Linked DNA regions of Homo sapiens: region 2 is linked to region 1. A link is an interaction called in ENCODE POLR2A ChIA-PET data of the cell type or tissue named here. Cell type or tissue: OCI-LY7. All regions are shown on one strand. Links, peaks and the distances in the headings refer to the core of each region. The heading gives the core; the rest is flanking DNA.

The links. ChIA-PET counts read pairs that join two places held together with the same protein. Peaks named below come from ENCODE experiments on the same cell type or tissue, not always from the same donor. Only the 100,000 strongest peaks of a DNase experiment are listed, where the experiment ranks them.
Region 2: POLR2A ChIA-PET joins it to region 1 with 21 read pairs; 6 of 35 experiments call an interaction of 5 or more read pairs at or near these places.

What each region holds. Positions count from the first base shown.
Region 1 is chr15:72,047,510-72,052,894 of GRCh38, reverse strand. The region is part of intron 1 of MYO9A (myosin IXA); the gene reads left to right. Among named protein-coding and RNA genes, the nearest start is that of MYO9A-AS1, 57 kb to the right of the region's middle. In OCI-LY7, for the core only: no CTCF peak of the experiment used is centred there; DNase peaks (open chromatin) are centred at 1,444, 2,844 and 3,244; H3K4me3 peaks cover 934 bases; H3K27ac peaks cover 2,219 bases.
Region 2 is chr15:72,122,206-72,127,590 of GRCh38, reverse strand. All of the region lies in intron 1 of SENP8 (SUMO peptidase family member, NEDD8 specific), which reads right to left. Among named protein-coding and RNA genes, the nearest start is that of SENP8, 6.5 kb to the right of the region's middle. In OCI-LY7, for the core only: no CTCF peak of the experiment used is centred there; no DNase peak of the experiment used is centred there.

The DNA.
Region 1 (5,385 bases), core at 148-5,147:
TCACTCTGAATGGCAGGCTGTGTTTGGCTTGCACTACCAGCCTGGATCCCACACCTACCAAAGGAGGGTGTGTGAGTGAGTGAGGAGTTTGGCCACTCTACACAACCGAGCATGCTGGCTGCAGCGGGGCAGGCAGCTCCGGGTGCTGGCATAGGCGCTGGCTTCCTTGCAAGGCTGTGGATCAGGCATACCTCAAGCAGCTTCCATGGCTGGCACTGGGGAATGCAGTGGTGCTCGGAAGCTTGAAGATGCCAGGAACCGTAGAGCCCCAAAGAGGGTGTCAGAGCCCTGGCTTGGGGAGCCCCCAGGTCTGGACTCCATGAAGGGCCTTAGCTCTTTTCTCCTTCTCTCTTCTCTCCTTCTGTTGCCTACAATGGGACGAACAAGGGGCGTATTTCAGCCCTGTTTGTGTTATAGCTCTTTTAGTCCTGCCATTCGGCAGGTCCTGAGTTCTTGTTCTGTACCCAGGAAGAACGAGGTACACGGACAAGTGGAAGGTGAGCAAGGTGAAGGGGAGCTTTATCGAGTGATAGAATAGCTCAGAGGAGACTCGCAGTGGGTAGCTCCTCTCTGCAGCCAGGGTGTCCTGATGAGTGTTCGGGTGTCCTGATGAGTGTTCAGCTGTCAGCAGAGTGGAGACCGTGGAGTGGGTAGCTCCTCACTGCAGCTGGTAGTTGGATATCTCTTCAGCTTTCAGCAGAGGAGACCCTGGGGTGGGTAGCTTCTCCCTGCAGCTGGTTGTCCCATCATCTTCTCAACTCCCGGCAGAGAGGAGACCCTGGGGTGGGCACCTTTTCTCTGCAACTGGCAGGTGGTTGTCTCCCCAAGTCTGGCTGAGTTCAGGCTTTTATAGGTCTCAGCAGGGAGGGTGTGTGTACTGATTGGTTCATTGACAACCATGGGTGAGCCTGGAGAAAGCACCACAAGTTCCCACTCTGGTCATCGGGTGCCAATGGAAAGCCTGGTCCCCAGGCTTCAGGCCTTCCCTGGCTTGAAGGTGGGGTTTCACCAGGGACCTGCCTCCTTTTGCCCAGGAGCCTGCCTGCCTCCTCCTGCTGTTCATGGTGCCCAGGCTGTTTGTGACAGGGGGTGCCTACAGGTACTGAGCTGCCCTCAGTACCCCCTCAGCCTCCCTCTAGTGTTTGTAGGCACCCAAAGTTTAGAGGGGGCCAAGGTGGCAGGGGGCTGGTGTATCAGTGCTATCTGGAGCGTGTGCACACTTGGCCAGGCTGTGACAGTGCCCAGTCTCGGACCCAACCTTTCTCTGAGATTGGAGTGGGTGCTGGGAGTGAGGAGAGGCCAGGCAGTGGGAGCAAACACCTCTGAGCCTGCAGGGACTGGGCGGGGGGCCTTCCTGGGCCTCTGAGAGTGCAGACATGCCTGGGTCTGCAGCTGCAGCTTGGGCGGCTGCAGCTGTGCCTGGGAGGGTGGGGCTCCTGCCTGCTCCCATCCCCCAAGAGCACAGTGATGCCTGGGTCTGCAGCCCACCTGGGCAGGTGGCCGCAGCTGCACCTAGGGAGCACGAAACTCCTGCCCTGTCAACTCAGAAGGTGGCAGGGTTCCCACCTGTTCCTGGCTTCTGCTGCCTCCATGGAGCACGCAGTCCTGGCTGCACCTCCCCCACTGCAGCTGGTATCATGGCAGTGGCCGCTATAGATGGGCCGCTGCTGCCATCGGTGGCATGCACTTACAGTCCCAGCTACTCGGGAGACTGAGGCAGGAGGATCACTTGAGTCCAGAAGGTTGAGGCTGCAGTGAGCCATGATTGTGCCATTGTACTCCAGCCTGCATGACAGAGACAGACCCTGGCTCTATAAAACAAAAACAAATACAAAAACAAAACAAAACAACAACAAAATAAAGTGAGTTAATGGAAAAGGAGCTGTAGGAGTGAGTCAGAAAAAGAGCAAGACTATCAGGAAGACTACAAGAAAAATAACTATGTGAGTACACTTTCAAGAACTAGAAATTGGCTGCTTTAGTCATGCCATAGTGTGGTGTGTTAAAATGAAGAATGAGGAAAGACCTTTGGATTACCAACTCTGTGGAATTTTGTGACTTCTCCGGAGCATTGTCAAGTAGCTTGCTATGTGGGAAGAGTGGTAAGGGAGTAGAAAGTGAGTTCCCAAATATTTGGGAATATGGTGATTTTCAAATACTATTTTCTGGACCAGCAATAACAGAATTACCTGCATTTCCTCAACTCATAACTATTGTTGAGCCTGGTAATGTACATTTAAAAAAAAATTTTGTTTGTTTGTTTGTTTATTTATTTATTTATTTATTTAGAGACGGAGTCTTGCTCTGTCACCCAGGCTGGAGTGCAGTGGCATGATCTTGGCTCACTGCAAGCTCTGCCTCCAGGGTCCACGCCATTCTCCTGCCTCAGCCTCCGGAGTAGCTGGGGCTGCAGGTGCCCACCACCATGCCTGGCTAATTTTTGTATTTTCAGTAGAGATGGGGTTTCACCATGTTAGCCAGGATGGTCCTGATCTCCTGACCTCGTGATCTATCCGCCTCGGCCTCCCAAAGTGCTGGGATTACAGGTGTGAGCCACCGCACCCGGCTGGTAATGTACGTTTTGAAAAAGCTCCCCAGATGATTTTGATGAAAGCTCATGTCTCGGATTTGCAAGTACAGATTTTCCAAGCTGTTTAGTAAGGACTGGCTTGTGATCAAGATGGATTTCTGAGTGGTATTTTGAGACAAACCCTCCTTTTTGTAAAAAAAAAAACAAAACAAAAAAACCCACAAAGCAGTAATTGATAAAATAACAAAGATAAAACCAAACTGACAAAACTAGGACTCAAAAAAGGTAAACACTTCTGTTTCAGGAAGGAGCAGGTGTGATTTTGGCTGCTTTGAAGTAATGGGGAAGTGTAATTAGAGTTGGGCTTATTGTTGGAAACAGTGGTCCAAGATAGGACTCCTGTTAAAAAAGATGTTTCTAAGTTTACTTCCAGGGCTGCCATATTATACAACTTTAGGGATTAGATTGTAGTTACTTAGTACAGTGGTCTTTAACCTTTTTGGCACCAGGGACTGGTTTCATAGATGAAAATTTTTCCACAGATGGGGTAGTAGGGGATGGTTTTGGGATGAAACTATTCTGCCTCAGATCATCAGGTATTAGATGATTAGTTAGATTCTCTGGCATTAGTTAGATTCTCATAAGGAGCATGCAGTTTAGATCCCTTGCATATGCAGTTCACAATAGTGCTTAATGCTTCTATGACAATCTCATGCTGCTGACGATCTGACAGGAGGCAGAGCCCAGGCAGTAATGCTTACTTGCCTGCTGCTCATCTTCTGCTGTGCGGCCCAGTTTCTGACAGGCCATGGACTGGCACTGGTCCATGGCCCAGAGGTTGGGGACCCCTTAACTTAGTACATCTCCTGGAGTGGTACAGGTCACAGCCTCCCTGGCTGTAAGAAGATTTGCTGCTGACTGCTGCCAGATGCCATAGCGTATATGAAGCAAACACTTAGGGATTCAGGAAAGCAAACATAGCTATACAACTAGGAACCTGGTAACTCAGAGTATATCCTCACTGTTATTGCAGAGCAGAATCTCCAGCTAGACTATCTGTAAGAAAAATATTTATGAGATAACTGAGGAAATTTGGAAATTTGAATATCAATTGATCATTTAATACCAAAATTTTTAATTTTTAAAAATATATTTATGATACTGTAGTTCTCTTAAAAAAGTAGTAAACATGTTCTCAGTAAGTGTTTGTATGAAAAACAAAAGAAGTTCCATCAAAAGTGCACTTGTAAAGCTAAATTCTCAAATATATGAACTCATCTCATGCTAAGGAAGATATGAAATAACCATAAGAGCAGTTCCGTCTGGATGACATTTCAGTGTTAGTCTGAAAAATATTAAATTACATACTGAGGGTTTTCAAAAAGAAAAGGAGTAATAGCCCTTAAGTATAAATAATTTTGAAATGTAAATCGGCGGAAAAAAGATGAGGTGGATTTGAAAATGACAAAAACTTTAGAAGTGAAAAATATAGTTGTAATTTTTAAAAGCCAACAGCATGGTGTTCATGAATGAGAAGAGTCAATTAGATGTCAGTTCTGTCCAATATTAATCTGTAAAGTCAATGCAGTATTAAAATCTGAAAAGGTTTTTTTTCACGATAGTAAACATGCAAACTTAAACATTTTTATGGTAGTGTAAATAGCCAAGGTAAAATTTGTAAAGAACAACACATTAAGGTAATGTGCCCTTCAGATACCAAAATTTATTATAGGACTGTAGTAATTAACAGAGGTTCAGGGGTGGAAAAATAGACCTATGGAACAGACTATAGAGCCCAGAACAGATTGATAGGTACAGATCCATAGATGGAATCTATTTTCAGTATGCTATGAGATAGGACTGTTAATTTTCTTCACTCCAACTCAGATTAGCAATTGAACCAGTACCACAGTGAATAGTTTGTCCTTTCCTCACTAGTTTATTTCTTTTTTAATTTTTTTTTTTTTTGAGACAGTCTCATTCTGTCACCCAGGCTGGAGTGTAGGGGTGCGACCTCAGCTCACTGTAACCTCTGCCTCCCGGGTTCAAGTGATTCTCCTGCCTCAGGCCCCTGAGTAGCTGGGATTACAGGGACGTGCCACCATGCCTGGCTAATTTTGTATTTTTAGTACAGACAGGGTTTCACCATGTTGGCCAGGCTGATCTCGAACTCCTGACCTCAGGTGATCCGCCCGCCTTGGCTTCCCAAAGTGTTGAGATTACAGATATGAGCCACCACTCCTGGCCTATATGGCTGGGTTTTTTTTATATGTTTTGTATTAATCTCTGTGTTTGAAAGACCATCTAGGCAAACAGGAAAAAATAGTTTCTTGATTAGAAGACTTTGACAAATATGTAGTAGTATGAGAGGATAGATAGTACCCTGGGCAACATGGTGAAACCCCATCTCTACTAAAAATACAAAAATTAGCCAGGCAAGGTGGCGCACACCTGTAGTCCCAGCCAGGTTGAGGTGAGAGGATCACCTGAGCCCGGGTGATGGAGGGTGCAGTGAGCCAAGATCATGCCGCTGTACTCTAGCCTGGGTGACAGAACAAGACCCTGTCTCAAAAAAAAAAAAAAAAAAAAAGGAAGTAACTGAAAGTATTTCTTCTTATTATTTTTTTAATAGCACATCATCCTTATATGTTAAAGGATGAAATAAATAAGGTAAATATTGATGACACATGAGAGTAGTTTTTTGGGGGCATATAACTAACTAATGAAGATAAGAAACAGGTTTTATCAGCCCTGGAAAGTGTGTGGGGCATATTTTCTCAGTAGAAGACAGGAATGGAATAAGATAGATGAGGTAAAGATAGGAATAAATTTTGAGTTGGAGAAGCCATTTGAAG
Region 2 (5,385 bases), core at 57-5,056, 75 kb before region 1:
AGTTTACAAAACCCTACATGAAAATGTGGCTTCAGCTATTTCTCCAACCTTATCTCCTATTATTTCCCTGCTTGCCCACTAAGACCCAGCCACAAAGACTTTCTTTTTACTCCTCAAATACACCAAGCTTTTTCCCTCCTGAGGGTGGTACTAGCTCTGCCTGGACCTTCTAGTAATTAGCTTCTTCTTTGGACAGATCTTAGTTTAAATGCCACTAAGTCACAGAGGTCTCAGGGCAGCCAAAACAAAGAGGCCACCAGTTACTATCACTCTAATTTCAATTCCTTGAATAGCACTGATTACTATGTGATAGTTTTTTAATTTATTTGTTTATTGGTTCATATTCTTTTTTCCTCCCCCTGCCTCTTCTCTTTCCCTCTCCAAAACAAGAATGTAAGCTCTATGAAAATAAGACGACGAGGGGCCTTGTCTGCCTTGTTTGCCATTTTAACCCCAGGACCTAAAACAGTGCTTACCAGGCAGGTACTCAATAAATAATTGTAGAATAAATGAATAAGTAATTGAGTATACAGCTCAACATAATATAAATCAAGTTCGGCAGAGAAATGTTTACATTTAGAGTCTGGGAAGTGAAAGCGCCTTTACTATCACTTCTAATCTAATTTCCTACTCCATGCAAGAATTCTTCATTTCTGCTCTGAAAGAGAAAGGTGCAGAACCTTGACTTAAAACTAGGGGTGTGGTATTGGAGCAGAAGTAGATAAATCAATAGCATAAAAAAATCATATGTAGATTAGAAATTTTAAATATGATGATGGAGTCTTTACAAATCAATGAGAGAGTCTGTTCTCATAGTGTAGTAGTAATCATGTTTGCCTGACAAATCAGGAGAAATTATGGATTATTCCAGTGTTTTCAGCGTGTTCACGTGTTCCACTGAACATTATGTTCCCATAGCAGTGCTGTCCAATAGCACTTCTTGTGACGGAAATTTTCCTATTTTTTGAGATGGAGTCTCACTCCGTCGCCCCGGCTGGAGTGTAGTGGCGCAATCTCGGCTCACTGCAACCTCTGCTGCCTGGGTTCAAGCGATTCTCCTGCTTCAGCCTCCCGAGTAGCTGGGATTACAGGCAACTGCCACTGTGCCTGGCTAATTTTTTGTAGTTTTTTAGTAGAGACAGGGTTTCACCAGCTTGGCCAGGCTGGTCTTGAATTCCTGACCTTGTGATCCACCCACCTCGGCCTCTCAGCGTGCTGGGATTACAGGCATCAGCCACTGTGCCTGGCCCGGAAATTTTCTTTTATCTGCAAAATGTTCAATACAGTAGCCACTAGCCCCTTGTGGCTATTGAGTTCTTGAAATATGGTCAGTGTGACTGAAGAACTGAGTAATTTTAATTAACTAAAATTTAAATAGCCACATGTGGCTAGTGCTAGTATACTGGACAGCTCAGTTCCACAGGCTTTCATAGGTATTTCCTGAAATACCTATGAAGTGAGATTACATGGTTAAAAAAAATAGCTCACACCTGTAATCCCAGCACTTTGGGAGGCTAAGGCAGGCAGATCACCTGAGGTCAGGAGCTTGAGACCCGCCTGGCCAATATGGCAAAACCCCATCTCTACTGAAAATACAAAACAAGTTGGATATGGTAGTGCATACTTGTAATCTCAGTTACTTGGGAGGTAGAGGCAGGAGAATTGCTTGAACCTGGGAGGCAGAGGTTGCAGTGAGCCGAGATCACCCCACTGCACTACAGCCTGGGCGACAGAGTGAGACTCCATCTCAAAAAAATAAATAAATAAAATAAATAAATAAATAAAAAAGAAAAAAGATTACATGGTTAATTAAATTAGGAAATGCTAACTCCTAATGCACACACACACACTAGAGGCTAACGAGAGTTTGGCGATAAAAAATTTTAACTTTTTTTCGTATGATCTTTTCCCAAACTTATTTAACCACGAAATAGTCTTTCTTTTTTTTGGAGGAATATCTATCAGTACTTTATTATCTGTATATTGAAGTATGGGATATGCTTGCTGGATTTTTTAATAAGTAGCATTGGCACAACTTGTTAATTATTTGATTAAAAAAGTAAAGAGTTTTACCTCATACCTTACATCAAATTATATTTTAGATAGAATACAAATTTAAATGTTAAAAAGTAAAAAAAAAATTGTTAGAAAATATTAGTTAATACACTTACATGACTAGTCAATAAACACATGAAAAGACACTGGACATCAGAGTAGTAATCAAATAAATGTAAGTTAAAATAAAATTTCATTTTTTTACCTGTCAAGTTAGCAAAGGTGAAGAAAACTAATAATAATTAGCATTGCTGAGAGATTATGGGAAATGAGTAAATGATGCCCCATTTTGATAGGACTGTCATACATGCAAGCTTTTTCAAGGGTAATTTGCCATTATATTGGAATTCTTAAGAAATTTATATATGTAGGTATTATACTTTAAGAAATTTAACTTAAGGGAGACATTAACAATGTGTGCAAAAATTCAACAAGATATTCACCATGGCAGTATTTGTAACAGAAAAACTGGAAACAATCTGGAGTTCAAAAAAGGACTGGTAAATTAAACAACAGGGTTTCCACACGATGGAATAGTTTTCAGCCATTAAATATAATATTGTCAATACAAATTTATTAAAAGAAAAATGTTCATAATATGCTTTGATATAAACATCTGTATATGATAAAAATATACAGAAAAATAATCAAGAACGATATCCATCAAGTGTAAATATCATTTTAAGAAATAGGATTAATACTTTTTTGCCTTTTTCCTTCTACCTTTTGATATTGTGCTTTAATTTTTCCCCCTTTTTTAATAATGAACACATAATTAGTAAATACAGTGATTTCCATATTGAAGAGGAATAAAAGATGTACCAGTTCCCACTCTTATAATGACATAAAATATTTCCATTTTTTCAACTTCTGAGTCTTACTTCTGTCCTCTGGATAAAACAGGTAAATCTAATCTCTTTTCCATAAATGTTCAAACACAAATATTTAAAAATAATTTGATGTTTACTAAAATTAGAAGATTATGTCCAACTTCTAATGTCTGATTCAACTTGCACTTTCACAAAAAGAATCACATCCAAGACCAAATATGCTTTTTATGGCAAAAATATTTCCAGGAAGGAAGTTCATGGCTTTTTTTTGGGGTTTCAATTTCCCCCCAATTAAAACGTTTCCTTTTAAAACTAAGCCTAAGCCATCTGGAGATCTGTATAATGTGGCATGTAAGAATGACCATCAAGATTTATTATATAACCCTCTTGAGTACACAGATTAGATTTTACTCATCCTTCTAACTTCAGTGCCTGACAAGCTAGAGTTTTAATAAATAAATATTTTTCCTGAGTGAGCAAAGTACAGAAGTGAAACATATCTTGAAAAACTCAGGAAAACACAACACAGTTATAAATGTAAGAAATATTCTCAATTTTATAAATGAGCTATGAATTTAAACAACATTCCTGTAACATCAATATTTCAGAGAGGAATTCAGCTCTCAAAGTACAAAACCTACTTGGTGTGATGATGATGCTTGGTAACTCTACTGCTATAAATTCCACTTTATTCTGTCTGGGGCCAAGGAGATAAAACAGGTGACTTTTTAGGATTTCATCTAACACCAAGGCTCTCCATTTATTGCTCTGTAACTAGGCACAGCTATCAATGGCTAAGGTGTCATTGACCATGAAAATAATTTTATTCCTGGTCTACCATTTCTACCTCAAGAGTTCCATTTGTAGGCTGGGTGCGGTGGCTCATGCCTGTAATCCCAGCACTTTGGGAGGCCAAGGCGGGTGGATCACCTGAGGTCGGGCGTTCTAGATCAGCCTGACCAACATGGAGAAACCCTGTCTCTACTAAAAATACAAAATTAGCCAGGCGTGGTAGTGTACAACTGTAATCCTAGCTACTCGGGAGGCTGAGGCAGGAGAATTGCTTGAACCCAGGAGGTGGCGGTTGTGGTGAGCCAAGAGCACGCCACTGCACTCCAGCCTGGGGAACAAGAGCAAAACTCCATCACAAAAAAAAAAAAAAAAGTTCCATTTGTAATTGTGTCACAGTTTTTGTCCTCAATATAAACCTGGTGTATACCAAGTTTTTCTTGTGGTGACTTTGTTTTGCTTCAAATTTTCTGAGAAATGACTTTACACAATTGCAAACTTTGAAATGACTAGGAGTGAGGGTCAGGTGTGGAGAGGCCATTAGAATTAATAAGACGTCTGTGTAAGATAATATTTTATAAAGGTGTAGACAGAACTTTATTTTAGTACATGTGGTAACAAAGTCTGATAAGGAGTGGTTAAAGCCATGATTTACCTCATTTCACAGATAATCACTGTGGTCAGCACATGGCAGCTCTATGCAAACACACTATTTGAAAGAACACAAAAAAGCTATGATCTTTTAATCTCATTTGTTCTAAGGATTTCAAATCCTGGCAAGTTATTTTTTTCATAGATAGTTAAGAGGTAAATTGTCATTACAAATTGCTCATTAGTGGGTTTCAAAAATGTGCCTGGCACATAGTAGAGGTTCAATAAATATCTAATGAATTAATGAGTAATGAATCACACGACTTTGAGAGTTTTATTCATTGGCCATCAGGGAAAGCAAGCCTAAGGTTTTCAAACAATAATACAGATGCTCAAAATAGTAACTATAGTTGGGACAAATTTTTTGGGATCAAGACAATGATCCAGTGCTTTTATAAGTTGATTGTGGAGTAAGCCATTTAATTGGGAGCCAGAGAAAGGAACTTTCAGAAATTTTCTGTAAGTAATAAAAATTATTAAAAAGCCTCATAAAAGTATTATTTCTGATTTCAGATAGACCCACTCCTCCTCCTCCCGCAAAAGGTGTCAGATAGCTGAACCTCAAGTTCTGCATAAACTTAATTCTTCCTATCACCACCCAAATGGCCTCCAATTATTTGATGGACAGAAAGTCAATATAGGCTAGTTATGTTGAAGAAGGTGGTAATGGTGGCCTCTCTGAGAACCTAGTTCTGGAAGTTAATTTTATAGGACTCATTTGGATCAGTAATACCTAAACCCCAAATTCAATTTTTTAGAATACATTTAAAAAGTACATACTTTGGGTACTAGCTGGATTTGAGCAGTAAGTTTCTATAGTCCGGTATTGATCAGTTTCAAAGGAGATGGGTTGCCTGGGCCTTGAGGACTTCACATTCTTTTGCTAATGTGTTTAAACTAAACTTCTTTCCCATCCAAGAAGTTTAAGGAATTGGCAAAAAGAGAGGAGTTCTGACTTTTAAAAGTCAGAAATGTAGGACTCACAGGTATAGACAGGTATATAGACAGTACATACTTTGGGTACTAGCTGGATTTGAGCAGTAAGTTTTTATAGTCCGGT